2 separate regions of the Homo sapiens genome follow, and region 1 is linked to region 2. A link is an interaction called in ENCODE POLR2A ChIA-PET data of the cell type or tissue named here. Cell type or tissue: GM12878. All regions are shown on one strand. Links, peaks and the distances in the headings refer to the core of each region. The heading gives the core; the rest is flanking DNA.

Region 1 (7,653 bases), core at 1,442-6,441, 460 kb before region 2:
GGATCATGAACACAATGCTGTACAGATAATTACAGTGGCTCCCAACAATGAAATATGTATGCGGCGTTCTTGTGACTGCAGGAATTGATTGCTTTAAAATATGCTTCAATTGCCAAAACTTCCATGACTTATGACAGCTTGACTATTTACTATCTATCTTGCTCTGGAAAACAAATGCAAGTCTCGTCTCTTTCTTTAGGTATCATGGTATCAGTATCCGACTTACAACATTTGAGACTTTCTTTAAGAGATACGACTTTCTAATATTTGAGTTTTTAACGACATCTGGCCCTTATTTAACCATCACATTTACATCCAATTCCTGCAGGCAAAGTTTTGTTGTTTAAGCTTGGCTAGATGCCCTCTGCAGAAAGCCTTTGCTTTAATGAACACAATTCCACAAAAACTGCTAGAGTTCCCTGCTCTCTTCTCACCCCTGCCACTGTACAACAATAGCATGTAAAGTTTCATCTTGAGTTTCAAATAAGAAGGTAAAAATAAGAAACTGTGTTGCTGGAGAATTAGCTCTTTGTAGTGGCCACTGCTATGACATATTCAACTTGATGCCCTTAGATTATTTGCAGAGTGTTTATGTACTATGAAATGTTCGGCCAGAGCATACAGGAAACTGTAAAATATTTTATGAGATGTATACATGGTTGATGGTAGAATTTTAAATGTAGCCTGGAAAGGTTCTATCCAAATTCCAGGGGGGCAGATGAGAGAATATGTTCTCTTTAGTGATTCAGTTTTACACAAGAGGTTATATGAACTGGAAAGCATTGCCTGATTTGAGAACTACGTAAAAAAATTCATAAAATTAAACTTTATAATTAATTCTAAACAAGTAAACATGTTTTCTTTCAGACCAAGAATCACCAGTTATGTTTATTTGTCTTCTACATGGTAAAAGCATCAGACATGGCTTGTTTATTATTTTATAAAAACAAAGAACAGCAATAAATGAAGGGTTCTCCCCAGATACAGGAATTATATACACCATTTAAAAAATATTTGTGCTTCTGATGGTTTTCAAATAAAAAGTCTTGGTTTTAAAATTGAAACAGTATTTTTGAATCACAACGATTACAATCTAAGAAGGCAGGAAAGCTAATGGCATAACCCTCTAAATGGCACGTTCAGAAAGTTATACTTCCAAATTTAGGTGAAGGGAGAAATATTTCTACTTTCTTTACCCTTAAATCTAGGAAGCAGTATCAAGAGACGCTATTTATTTATTGGCTTATTTATTTTCAAATTCAGTCTCTAAAATACAAGGGACAAAAAATAGAAACTAGCTTTGTATATTTCCATTTGACTTAGAGTTAAGCCTGATGTGTAAGATAACAGACTGTTTACTTAATACCACAGTCACACTGAAGATTTTACTATATAACACGTATGCTTTAGGATGTATCCATAATTAGTACAGTTTTTAAATAAATTTACATCGTTGTCTAGGATAAATATGCCATAAAACCCCAACATGTCTTAGTAATATTCTTATGCTAACCCAGTATGGTAGAAAATACTGTATAATACCGACTGAAAATTAGGGACCATCGATTCTCATCTCTGGTCTGTCACTACATTATTGAGTGATCTTAGGAAACTCACTTTCCCTCTCTAGGCCATGGTTTTTTCATTTGCAAGATGAGCAGCTGTTCTTAATGATCTCTAAGACTATCTTCTGCTCTAACATTATGATTATTGAGAAAATAATTTACTGAAGTTTTCTTAAACATTCCTTCTGTAAATTTTCTTTTGTTTCTATAGTCACTGCTGAAGGAAGTTTTATTTCACTTCAAATTTAGTATTGTGCAAAGAGTCAGAGAAAGAACCTAAGTATAAAAAATAGAAAAGGGAATTAAAAATATTGAGCAATTATGGGGACATGTAGGCTGGTTCAGGACAGACATAAATGACCTTGCTTTATTCTAAATTCAGCTTACTGGCTTATGATGAAAAATGAAAGGTTTTATATGAACTTACTGGGCAAAACCAGATTTTATAAATAATTACCTGTCAGACTGTTCAAGATAGACAAACATATGCCAGACCAACAAAAACACAGACCTGTCATATTTCTGAGAGAAATGTACATTGAGTCTTCCTTCTCTGGGACTATAAGGAGATCAGGTGGAATAAAACGAAGGAAAAAAACCCAAACCCTATATTTTCTGCCTTGTGCATACTTTAAAATGTATAATGTGGGAGAGAAGGAATTTTGATGTGAAAAATTATCCCCTGAAAATTTTATACCATCTATAAGCCTGGCAGATCAAAACCAAATACAATAAATGCTATCGTTTAAAAGTTAAGTTAAGTTAGGATGTTTACTGCAAGCTTGTAATTTTCCATGATTATGGATGCCAAGGAAAATAAGAATGATAAAAAGTTTAATCATAATCATACATTTTAACAAGCATAGATGGAACATCAAAATCCTTTGGGAATATTTTGATATTATATATCTATCCGTGCTTTTTGTTTCTGAAATGCAAATTTTTTCTAAAAAGATTAACATAGAGCAGGTAAATGACAGTTAACAAATGTAAATAATGTGGCATAATAATATTAACTGAGCCTCATAATTCTTTGAGTCTGATGGTTTTCAAATAAAAAGTCTTGAATTTAAAATTGAAACAGTGTTTTTGAATCGCAACTATTACAATATAAGAAGGCAGGAAAGCTAATGACATAACCTCTAAATGGCATGTTCAGAAAGTTTTATACTTCCAAATTTGGGTGAAGGGAGAACTATTTCTACTTTCTTTACCCTTAAATCTAGGAAGCAGTATCAAGAGAGGCTTGCTCTCTTGAGCAGTATCAAGAAAAAGGAGCAGTATCAAGAAAAAGATCTTTCATGTTTCTCATTTCTGTTTTTATTAATTCTTTAGAAAGAGTGTTTCAAGTATGTGTAAAAACCATAAAAGTAAAATTATACAAAACTCCCACAGAATTAAAGAAATAACTTTCTTTTTTGCAACTGAAGTTTAATCAGGAACTGTACAATTACATCTGCTATATTTTGGTTTGTTCCAAAGAGTTACGGTTCCTCATTTACTGGAGAAAGTATAGATGCCAGAAGGGTAGCTCGGCTGCTAACAGCAAGAAATTACCCAGCCCACATTTCCAGTCTAGGTGTGGTAGTGCTTTGAAGGGAGGAAGCAAGAAATCACTCTGCTCCCCTTCTACTGATTCTGAATACTTGGCTTCTAAATGTGTATGGCATGTGCAGGAGTGGTGGATCTGGGGATTGGAGGAACAGGAAAAGGAGGGAAATGAAGATGGAGGAAGAGGTTCTGTGTGAGGAAAAACACACATGAAAGGCAGATGGCAGGAAGTTGGGAAGCAGGCATTGAAAATGACACATACTATAAGTGGAGTGAAGGGGAAAGGAGGTGGGAACAGGTGATTTATCAGGTCTGTTAGATCTTTGATTACTGTAAGTTTATAAAATGGATAGCTGTCACTAAAACACATGTCAACAAATGTTGGAAAGTAAAGTTGGTGGTGTAAGGGAAGGCGAAAACTCACTGTCCTTTTAATTTTGTTTCCTTGTTCCAAACCTGGATTATAAAATATATCAAATAAAATGCAGACAAAACGCTGGACGGGGGCAACCACTGCTTTTAAGGTATGTGAGCTGAGGGCAGTAAATCTACTCAAATTAAAATTTCAAAACTGTGTGATCTGCATTCTTGTCCACCTACAGACTATCCTAAACATCCTGCCATTAATTAGCTGAACAGCCCATCTAGTAAACAAGACCGATGGTTGAGGGGCTGGAAAAGAGGAGGAGTCAGCAAGTTGAAAGTCACAACAGACCAGCCCACTCCCTCAGATAAAAGAAAGGTAAATTTGTATTTTATTTTGTTCACAAGAAATCACCTTAATATAACATTGCCTTTCCTGTTGTTGCAGGCACATCACAGTTGTCACATCAGCAGGCTAGAAAAGCCATCCCATTCCTGCGGTAGGCATTCTGTCAAAGAAAAAGAAATCTGCAATGAATTATCACATGAAGTCAAACAAGGAAAGGAGGCAAAAAGCAAGCAGAGCCCTCTTCCTGTTTTGTAGACTCTGCTGGCTACAATCTAATAGAATGCTTAATCTGAATATTTCTGGTGGCAAAACTATAGCAACCATTCTGTCTATTAAAAAGTCAGTGTGGTTAACAAGTGGTTAGTGATTCTATTTTTGGGAAGTAGCAGATACATAAAATAAGACATCCCATTTTGTTAACTGATTGGGCTTGGTTAGGCCAAAGAGATGTATTGAATCTGTTTGTCTTTTATAAACATGTGTTCTCTATTCGATATGCTCAGGAATCACTTCTAACTAACTAAGTATCTTAATAGTCTATAAATTACTGACTCATTACTGGCCCTTCCCGGGCCTAATTTATAGTCTGAGTGAAAAGCTGTCGGAACAGACACTAATAGAGGCCTCTCCTCCTCCCTAAAATATGATGATCTCAAAGGAGTTCTGTATAGTTCTGCATATTGTAGACAGTATCAAAAATGCAAATCTTATATAATTTTATATACATACCTGTACGTACAGATGTACACATGGATATGCATGGTGGGATAAAATACTCCCATAAAAGAAAATGGGAAAATGGATTCTAAGTGCAATAATTAATACGTTTCAGTAAAGAAAGAAAAGTTGCATGCTTTTCATTCCAAGAGACATATTTTGCATTTCAGTGTTGGGAGACCTGGATCACACAGGGTCTCTGTAACATCCTGAATTCCACCATAAGACCCAGAGGGGAGCAGAACTAAAATTCAGGACTTAGGAATAAAATTTCCCTTTCCCTGGCACATTTTTAATCATTTAAACTAGTAACAGTCACATCCAGAGAATTCATAACCGTCAATCTTTTCAGAAAAACAAAGAAAATCATAAAATTCAGGTTAGGGATTTTTCCCCCTTAGGCTAATAACTCTGAAGCAGTTCTGGAGTCTGTATACTTCCAGCCCAATGAATTAACCTTGAACAGCCACAGCCATATTTTAAGAAATACAGAATAACCTTTTACGATCAAGATAATGCTATGGAGGCAGTGAAATCTTCATCTTAAAAAATAATTAAACCACATTTATAATTAATTATACTAAAAATGGAAAGTAGACTTAACCCTTTTAGAAAGACTTCCATCAACATGAGGTGAAACAAATATAGTTTTCTAGATAACCTTCTCTTAATCATAAAATTCAATTAACTTGAAAACCTTCTCTCCAAATATCCTGCTTAAGAAGATTTACTGTGCTTGTCAGGCTTTGGCGCCCTGGCTGAAATTTCTTTGCTTAGTTATGCTGCTATGCAGTTCACTCCAGATCAGTGTATCAGGGATGACAAAACAGTGGCACATTCCAAGTGTCATTCCTCAGTGTTCTTTCTGTGAGCTTGTTCTTTACCATGGGGCTTTTTGTGTTGTAGAACACTTCTGGATTGAAGAAAACATTCTAACAAGGACTAGAAAATTCCAACTCTACTTCCTAAAATTGCGCTATAGAACAGTGTTAAGTGAATGCCTCAGAGAGCCACAAATAACTTGCAGGAATGCATAGGGTGTCTTCCCACAACCACAGGCAGTGGAGCCTCAGTCTGTGAAACAAACAGCTCCTACCACCACGGCTGCCTTACAGAGAGGCTTATGCCAAAGTAATACTCTTAGCTTCTTGACCTTGATATTTTAAATTTTATAACCACAGTGACAATCTTTAACATCATGTATTATTTAAAGCACAGGGATGGTTTTATATGGAGTTAAATGGACCTAGGAGTAAGGCTGCATTCCTTCTAAACATACAGTGTTGAAGTGAGCCTTGCTTGAGAAAGGAGGTTTTGGCTTAGAGGGAGACTGAGTCTTAGCTGAGTTCACCTGAGAAATAACCAGGTTTTAATCTTTTCAGACGGGGCAATATAAAATAGTTCTTATTAGCATGGAAAAGGTCACTTTTGAAAGATCGATTCACCTTCACAGATGATTTATCACTGCTTTGCAAACAAAAGATTTTTTTTTAATAACTTATTTAATAACACAGATCCTATGAGAAAACCAAAGTTTAGAGTTGACCCAGATTTCTGTGATGTTCTTCCCATTTGAATTCTGAAATAAATAAAGAAGGAACAAACAAGCATGTGTAATTAGTGAAGAGCAATTTCAGTAAACATATTCCCTAGGGTACTCTATTTTGAGTCACTGCTTTTTCCTTTTGATGTACAAAGGATGTACATTGTCTATGTAGGGCAATTATGGGAACGTCCCAACTTTGGCATGCTTTCCAGAATAAGCAACTTTACAGGAAGATGGATGAAGACAACAACTCATCTTCACGTCAACTGTAAATTTCTCTCTATTTGTGTTGCAAATGTTGAAACTAAATTTAAACATTGCTTGGTGTGAGGGCCTTCCAGAGGCCACATTCTCATGGAATACTTTGTATCCCACTTACTTTCTTCTGTCAGACCCTATGAATGATTCCCAGTTCTGTATCTATCTTTACAGACACTCCTAGTTAGTAAAATCCAGGCTTTGACCAGAAAGAGTCAGGACTTCCACCCACTACTGAAAATTATAGCTTAATCAATAACACAATTAGACCTCCCCAACAAACTGGATCCTACGTGCCTATATACTACTTAAGGTTCATTTCTGGTTTAATAAAGCTCTGTTCTCAACATCAGTTGCTCCTTTGTGAATTTGCTGAAAAGCTCAGACATTTTAGCATCTCTTAAAGTTCACAGCAAAGACAATACTTAATGTGTTTAAGGCCCAATTAGTTATAAAATTAGGAATTCATAGTTCCCATTTTTTTTAATTGAGGACCCAATTTTTGACATTCATTTATTCATACAGTGCCAAATTACGACCTGTGCCAGAATGTCAATCTACCTGGATAAGCAGATACAGATTTTACCTACTGCACTGGGCACTGTGGGGTAATTAATTTCTAAGTGTGTACTTTTTAAAGTGACTGTTTTTTACTTCATATGGACAAGGTAGAGAAAACATTTAAATCCCATAGTGGTTTACTTCTGTTTTTTATGGGTTATCATAAATTGATACATCTTAGGGGATACAAATGAATATTAAAAAGCAAAAGATTAATATTTTTCTTAAAAGGACACATGCTACAAAACTTACTTTGTAGTTCCGACTTAAATATTACTGCGTATTATGTTTGCCATTAGCCTACTTATTAAAACATTAACTATAAACACCAGTCTTTCTTCCAGTACAGACTTGTTTTATTCTATTACCTTTCCTGATTCTCTTCTGCTTTCTCAAATCTTAAATAAACTAGCATAAGAATCTCACTGTAGTAAGTAAGTCCCAAACTCTCCTACAAATACTTTATTTCTCAAAGGCATAAGAAAGAGGTTTTGGTTCTATTGTCTGAATTCCTATAAATTTGCTTAATATGATTTCAGCAAATTTTTACTGAGTTCTTATTCTGTAAATCACTGTGTGCTTGGTGGTACAACAGGACACTAAGATAAATAGACAGTCCCTGGCTTCACTAAACTTCCAGTTTCACATTCAAGTTTTAACCACCACAAGTAAAATGCACTGAGAGGTCATTCTCAAAGTGAGAAAGGAGGGAGAAAACAAAGCAGGCTTTTGTTTTTTTGCTT
Region 2 (7,653 bases), core at 1,873-6,872:
TGAGACGAGGTCCTATATACACATTCTACATTTGATACAGGTGACAAACATTATACAGTGTCCTCTAATATAGGATCCATAGGAGCTATTTCTCTCTACTCTCAGCATCGGGCCAGGATTAGTAACACATTTCTTTTAATAAGAAACTGTATCTTAAAACATGGTTCTTTCTAATGTGTTTTTCATATTCCATGTTTAACCATCTTGCATATCAGCATACTATTGCACTCTTATTTGCTTAATATTTTCTTCAAGTATTTTTTCAAATTATCAACCCTTTATGTTGTTAAATTGTTACTAAAATTAATTTTAAAGGGAATTTTTATATCCCTACCATAAAAAAATCCAGAATCATGTATTATAAATAAAAAAGAACCGTAAGAAGAGCCAAAATAAGATATTAATAAATTCTAATGACAAACTGCTTCTCACTCATTTTTGAAATTATAAAGTACTATAAAGATACAGAGTATTACTGAGGAAATAGAAAGCCACCATCCACCTTTCTTTTATCAAATAAAATATTGAGGAAGTGGAAATCTGAGGATTTCTCAGTAATTCACTGTATCTTTAAAGTAATTCATAATTTAAAAAATAATAACATGAAAAGTTTTTGTCTTATCTTCCCTGAGCCACTCTCCTTCCATTCTTAGTGGCATATTAAAGAGATATCATCTGAATAACTTGAGAGGTCAGATAATATATTAACACATAGGCTTTTTAGAAAATACTTATGCATAAACCATTATTGCTCTTCAGTTCCTCAAAAAGGAATAAGTAAACACGAGAAAACATCCATCAGTCATACCTCTGTTACGTCATATGCTATAAGTTTCACAGGTAAGGATGAGATATTTACTAAATATGCTTGCTGTTTAGATTTTAAACAAAAAATGGTACGTCAGCTGGTAACACTAGTACAGAGGAGACTGAATTATGATTGTTTTTAACAGCAACAATTTCTTAACAAAAATATTAAAGTCCTGGTGCAATGGTTCACACCTATAGTCACCTAGCATGTTGGAGGCTGACGCAGGAGGACTGCTTGAGCCCAGGAGTTCAGGACCAGCATGGGCAACAGAGATGCCATCTTTACAAAAATTTTAAAAAGTTAGTCAGGCGTGGTGACACACACCTGTAGTCCCAGCTACTGACAAGCCTGAGGTGGGGCAATCGCTTAAGTCCAGGAGTTCAAGACTGCAGTAAGCCATGATCATGCCACTGCACTCCAACCTGGGCAACAGAGTGAGACCCCGTCTCAAAAAAAGAAAAAAAAATTAAATATATTTTTCTTCCTTTGGACAAATTCAATCTAAATTTTAAAATCATTTGGAAAGTAAAAAGGCTCTTGCTTTTATTTGTGAACAAAAAGGAAGACAAATGCTGACTTAACATATAACTACCTTGGAGTTGGTCAATTTAAATTATCTACCAGGCACAGATCAAACTACATTTGTAGTACTCCAGTCAGGTCTGAACTGCACTGTCATAGGATTAAGTGAATCTCTTCTGGAAAAAGATCAGGGCATGGATGATCAAAAAAAAAAAAAAAAAGCAGAGGGTAGGGAGTGGAATGGAAGAGAAATCTAGCATTTATTTTGTATTTACTCTTCTGGGCACTGTTTTAACTATATACTCCTTTAAACATCAACAAAAATCCCGTAAGTTGGGCCTTATGATCTCTCTTTTAAAAATATTTTTAAAAAACTAAAAACTAAGTCCAAAGAAGTGGCTGAAACTCTCATTCAAAGCTAAAAGCAGAGTTAGACCAGGTATCAGGTCTATCCAATTCCGAATTATTTCTAAACTATTGTTTGTAGTGTCACATGATAACAGTAGCTAACACTGAGGACTTACTCTATGTACTAAGTATCCCACAGTATTGTATCACATAAGCCTATGGAGCCAGAGGCTTTTCTAGTCTCATTTCACAAATGAGGAATCTGAGGCCCAAGAAAATGGATGGATCATGGCAGACAGGAGGCAGGACTAGACTGCAGCTCTAACTCGGATGGACAGAGCAGCATGTGGAGGCTCGCATCATGAATTTTTGCTCCAGAACGACTGCAGGAATAAATCAGGAAACCTGAAAGGACCCACAGACCCCCTGAAGGAAGCAGATTCCTCCTGCAAGACCCTGGAGACACCCCAAATACTGTGCTGGTATACACAGCTGAGAGACTCACAGATGGTTCACATCACAGGACTCTGCAGACAACCTGCAATACCAGCCCAGAGCCTGGTAGACTTGCTGGGTGGCTAGATCCAGAAGAGAGATAATCACTACAACTCGGCTCCCAGGAAGCCACATCCATGGGAAAAGGGGGAGAGTACTACATCAAGGGAACACCTCATGGGACAAAAGAATCTGAACAACAGCCTTTAGCGCTAGACCTTTCCTCTGACAGAGAGAAGGAACCAAATGAGAAGGAACCAGAAAACCAACTCTGGTAATATGACAAAACAAGGTTCTTTAACACCCCCCAAAATCACACACTGGCTCACCAGCAATGGAACCAAACCAAGAAGAAATCCCTGATGTACCTGAAAAACAATTCAGGAGGATAGTTATTAAGCTAATAGGGGAGACACCAGAGAAAGGTGGCCACAATGTAAGGAAATCCAAAAAATATTACACGAAGTGAAGGAAGAAATATTCAGGGAAACAGTATAAATAAAAAACAATCAAAACTTCAGAAAACAATGGACACTCATAGAAACGCAAAATGCTCTGGAAAGTCTCAGCAATAAAACTGAAAAAGTAGAAGAAAAATTCAGAGCTTGAAGACAAGGTCTTCTAATTCACAAACTCCAACAAAGACCAAAAAAATCAGAAAATACGAACAAAGGCTCCAAACAGTCTGGGCTTATGTTAAACAACCAAATCTAAGAATAATCGGTGTCCCCAAGGAAGAAGAGAAATTGAAAAGTTTGGAAAACATACTTGGGGGAATAATCGAGGAAAACTTCCCTGACCTTGCTAGAGACCTAGACATCCAAATAGAAGAAGCAAAAGGAACACCTGCAAAATTCATCACAAAAAGATTACTGCCTAGGCACACTGACATCAGGTTATCTAAAGTTAAGATGAAGGAAAGAATTTTAAGACCTGTGAGAAAAAAGCACCAGGTAACCTACAAAGGAACACCTATCAGATTAACAGCAGATACCTAAGCAGAAACCCTACAAGCTAGGAGGGATTGGGGCCCTATCTTCAGTCTCCTCAAACAAAATGATTTTTGTCAAGCATTTTGTATCCAGTGAAACTAAGCTTCATATATGAAAGAAAGATACAGTCTTTTTCAGACAAACAAATGCCGAGAGAATTCGCCACTACCAAGCCACCACTACACGAGCTGCTAAAAGGAGCTCTAAATCTTGAAATAAATCCTGGAAGCACATCAAAATAGAACCACTTTAAAGCATAAATCTCACAGGACCTATAAAACAAAAATACAATTTTAAAAAACAAAAACAAAAATACAATTTAAAAAACAAAAACAAAATCTAATGTATACAGGCAACGAATACCATGGTGAATAAAATGGTACCTCACATCTCAATACTAATATTGAATGTAAATGGCCTAAATGTTCCACTTAGAAGATACAGAAATGCAGAATGGATACGTATCCACCAACCAATTATCTGCTGCCTTCAGGAGACTCACCTAGCTAACATATAAAGACTCACACAAACTTAAGGCAGAGGGGTGGAAAAAGACATTTTATGCAAAAGGACACCAAAAGCAAGCAGGAGTAGCTATTCTTATACCAGACAAAAGAAACTTTAAAGCAACAGCAGTTAAAAAAGACAAGGAGGGACATTATATAATGATAAAAGGCCTTGTCCAACAGGAAAATATCACAATCCTAAAAATACATGCACCTGACACTGGAGTTCCCAAATTTATAAAACAATTACTAACAGACCTAAGAAATGAGATAGACAGCAACACAATAATAGTGGGGGACTTCAATACTCCACTGACAGCAGTAGATAGGTCATTAAGACAGAAAGTCAACAAAGAAACAATGGATTTAAACTATACCTTGGAACAAATGAACTTAGCAGATATATACAGAACATTCCATCCAACAACCACAGAATATACATTCTATTCAACAAGGTGTGGAACTTTCTCCAAGACAGACCACACAATGGGGCACAAAATGAGCCTCAATAAATTTAAGAAAACTGAAATTATATCAAGCACTCTTTCAAACCACAGTGGGATAAAACTGGAAATCAACCCCAAAAGGAACCTCCAAAGCCACGCAAATACATGGAAATTAAACAACCTGCTCCTGAATAATCAGTGGGTCAAAAATGAAATCAAAATGGAATTTAAAAAATTCTTTGAACTGAATGACAATAGTGACACAACCTATCAAAACCTCTGGGACACAGCAAAGGCAGTGCTTAGAGGAAAGCTCATAGCCCTAAACACCAACATCAAAAAGTCTGAAAGAGCACAGACAGACAATCTAAGGTCACACCTCAAGGAACCAGAGAAACAAGAACAAACCAAACCCAAGCCTTGCAGAAGAAAGTAAATAACCAAGATCAGAGCAGAACTAAACGAAACTGAAACAATCAAAAAAAAAATACAAAAGATAAATGAAACAAAAAGCTGGTTCTTTCAAATGATAAACCTGAGAGACCATTAACAAGATTAACTAAGAAAAGAAGAGAGAAAATCGATATAAGCTCAGTGAGAAACAATACATGTGAAATTACAACTGACGCCAAAGAAATACAAAAGACCCTTCAAGGCTACTATGAAGACCTTTACATCCACAGACTAGAAAACCTAGAAGAAATGGATAAATTCTTGAAAAGATACAACCTTCCTAGCTTAAATCAGGATAAATTAGATACCCTGAACTGACCAATAACAAGTAGTGAGACTGAAATGGTAATTTAAAAATTACTATCAAAAAAAAAGTCCAGGACCAGATGGATTCACAGCAGAATTCTACCAGACACTGAAAGAATTGGTACCAATCTTATTGACACTATTCTACAAGATAGAGAAAGAGGGAACCCTCCCTAAATCATTCTATGAAGCCATTATCACGCTAATACTAAAACCAGGAAAGGACATAACCAAAAAAAGAAAACTACAGACCAATAACCCTGATGAACACAGATACTAAAATCCTTAACAAAATACTTGCTAACCAAATCCACAATATATCAAAAAGACAATTCACTATGTTCAAGTGGGTTTCATACCAGGGATACAGGGATGGTTTAACATACACAAGTTAATAAATGTGATACACCACATAAACAGAATTAAAAATCACATGATCATCTCAATAGAAGCAGAAAAAGCATTCAACAAAATCCAGCATCACTTTATGATTAAAACTCTTGGCAAAATCAGCATACAAGGGATATACCTCAATATAATAAAAGCCATCTATGACAAACCCACAGCCAACATAATACTGAATGGGGAAAAGTTGAAAGCATTCCCTCTGAGAACAGGAACAATACAAGGCTGCTAGCTTTCACTACTCCCCTTCAGCACAGTACTGAAAGTCCTAGCCAGAGCTATCTGACAAGAGAAAGAGATAAAGGGCATCCACATCAGTAAAGAGGAAGTCAAACTGTTGCTGTTTGCTGATATGATTGTTTACCTAGAAAACCCTAAAGCCTCCTCCAGAAAGCTCCTGGAACTGATAAAAGAATTCAGCAAAGTTCCCGGACACAAAATTATTGTACACTAATCAGCACCTCTTCTGTACACCAACAGTGACCAGGTTGAGAATCAAATCAAGAATCAACCCCTTTTACAATAGCTGCAAAAAAAAAAAAAAAAAAAAAAAAAAAAAACAACTTAGGAATATACCTAACCAAGGAGGTGAAAGACCTCTACAAGGGAAACTACAAAACACTGCTGAAAGAAATCCCAGACAACACAAACAAATGGAAACACATCCCATCCTAATGGATGGGTAGAATCAATATGGTGAAAATGACCATACTGCCAAAAGCAATCTACAAATTCACCAATGCAATTCCCATGAAAATACCACCATCATTCGTCACTGAATTAGAGAAAAACAATTCTAAAATTCATATGGAAGCAAAAAAGAGCCCACATAGACAAAGCAAGACTAAGCAAAAAGAATAAACCTGGAGGCATCACATTACCTGATTTCAAACTATACTATTAGGCTATAGTCACCAAAACAGCGTGGTACTGGTAGAAAAACAGGCACATAGACCAATGGAATAGAGAACCCAGAAATAAACCTAAACACTTACAGCCAACTGATCTTTGAAAAAAACAAACAAACAAAACATAAATTGGGAACACTTTTCAACAAATGGTGCTGGGATACTAGGCTAGCCACATGTAGGAGAATGAAACTCAATCTTCATCTCTCTCTGTATACAAAAATCAACTCAAGATGGATTAAGGACTTAAATTTAAGACCTGAAACTATAAAAGTTCCAGAAGGTAACATTGGAAAAACCTTTCTAGACATTGGCTTAGGCAAGGATTTCATGACCAATAACCTAAAAACAAATGCAATAAGAACAAAGATAAATTTCTGGGACTTAATTAAACGAAAGAGCTTTTGCACAGCAAAAAAAAAAAAAAAAAAAAAAAAAAAAAACAGCAGAGTCAACAGACAACCTACAAAGTGAGAGAAAATCTTCACAATCTATACATCTGACAAAGGTCTAATACCCAAAATCTACAATGAACTCACAGAAATCAACAAGAAAAAAACAATCCCATCAAAAAGTGGGCTAAGGACAGGAACAGACAATTCTCAAAAGAAGATATGCAAATGGCCAACAAACATATGAAAAAATGCTCAACATCACTAATGATCAATACCACCAAATCCTGCAAGAATGGCCATAATCAAAAAACAAAAACTGGGTAAATGTTGGCATGGATGCACTAAACAGGCAACACTTCTACACTGCTGGTGGGAGTACAAACTAGTAAAACCACTATGGAAAATGGTACGGAGATTCTTTAAAGAACTAAAAGTAGAACTACCATTTGATCCAGCAATCCCAATCCTGGGTATCTACCCAGAGGAAAAAAAAGTCATAGGAAAAGATACTTGCACACACGTTTATAGCAGCACAATTCGCAACTGCAAAAACATGGAATCAACCCAGATGCCCATCAATCAACGAATGGATAAGGAAATTGTGATATATATATAAGTATATATACACACATATACATATACATACACACATATACATACATATATACATACACATACTACACACACACACACACACACACACACACAATGCAACACTACTCAACCATAAAAACGAATGAACTAATGGCATTCACAGCTACCTGAATGAGACTAGAGACTATTACTCTAAGTGAAGTAATGCAGGAATAGAAAACCAAACATCGTTATTTTCTCACTAATAAGTGGGAGCTAAGCTATGAGAATGCAAAGGCATAAGAATGACACAATGGACTTTGGGGACTCAGGGGGAAAGGGTGGGAAGGGGGTTAGGGATAAAAGACTACGAACAGTGCCAGGTGTGATGACTCATGCCTGTAATCCCAGCACTTTGGGAGGGCAAGGTGGGCAGATTACCTGAGGCCAGGAGTTTGAGACTAGCCTGGCCAACACGGTGAAACCCCGTCTC

The links. Peaks named below come from ENCODE experiments on the same cell type or tissue, not always from the same donor. Only the 100,000 strongest peaks of a DNase experiment are listed, where the experiment ranks them.
Region 1: POLR2A ChIA-PET joins it to region 2 with 7 read pairs; 2 of 35 experiments call an interaction of 5 or more read pairs at or near these places.

What each region holds. Positions count from the first base shown.
Region 1 is chr6:44,825,870-44,833,522 of GRCh38, forward strand. It overlaps SUPT3H (SPT3 homolog, SAGA and STAGA complex component), which reads right to left. Exons shown (of 11, transcript NM_003599.4): 11 at 857-3,988. The coding sequence ends at 3,947. It overlaps LOC101929770 (a long non-coding RNA gene), which reads left to right. Exons shown (of 3, transcript XR_926855.3): 3 at 3,719-7,241. Among named protein-coding and RNA genes, the nearest start is that of MIR586, 370 kb to the right of the region's middle. In GM12878, for the core only: no CTCF peak of the experiment used is centred there; a DNase peak (open chromatin) is centred at 4,172.
Region 2 is chr6:45,288,920-45,296,572 of GRCh38, forward strand. All of the region lies in intron 2 of SUPT3H (SPT3 homolog, SAGA and STAGA complex component), which reads right to left. Among named protein-coding and RNA genes, the nearest start is that of RUNX2, 36 kb to the right of the region's middle. In GM12878, for the core only: no CTCF peak of the experiment used is centred there; DNase peaks (open chromatin) are centred at 4,535 and 5,559.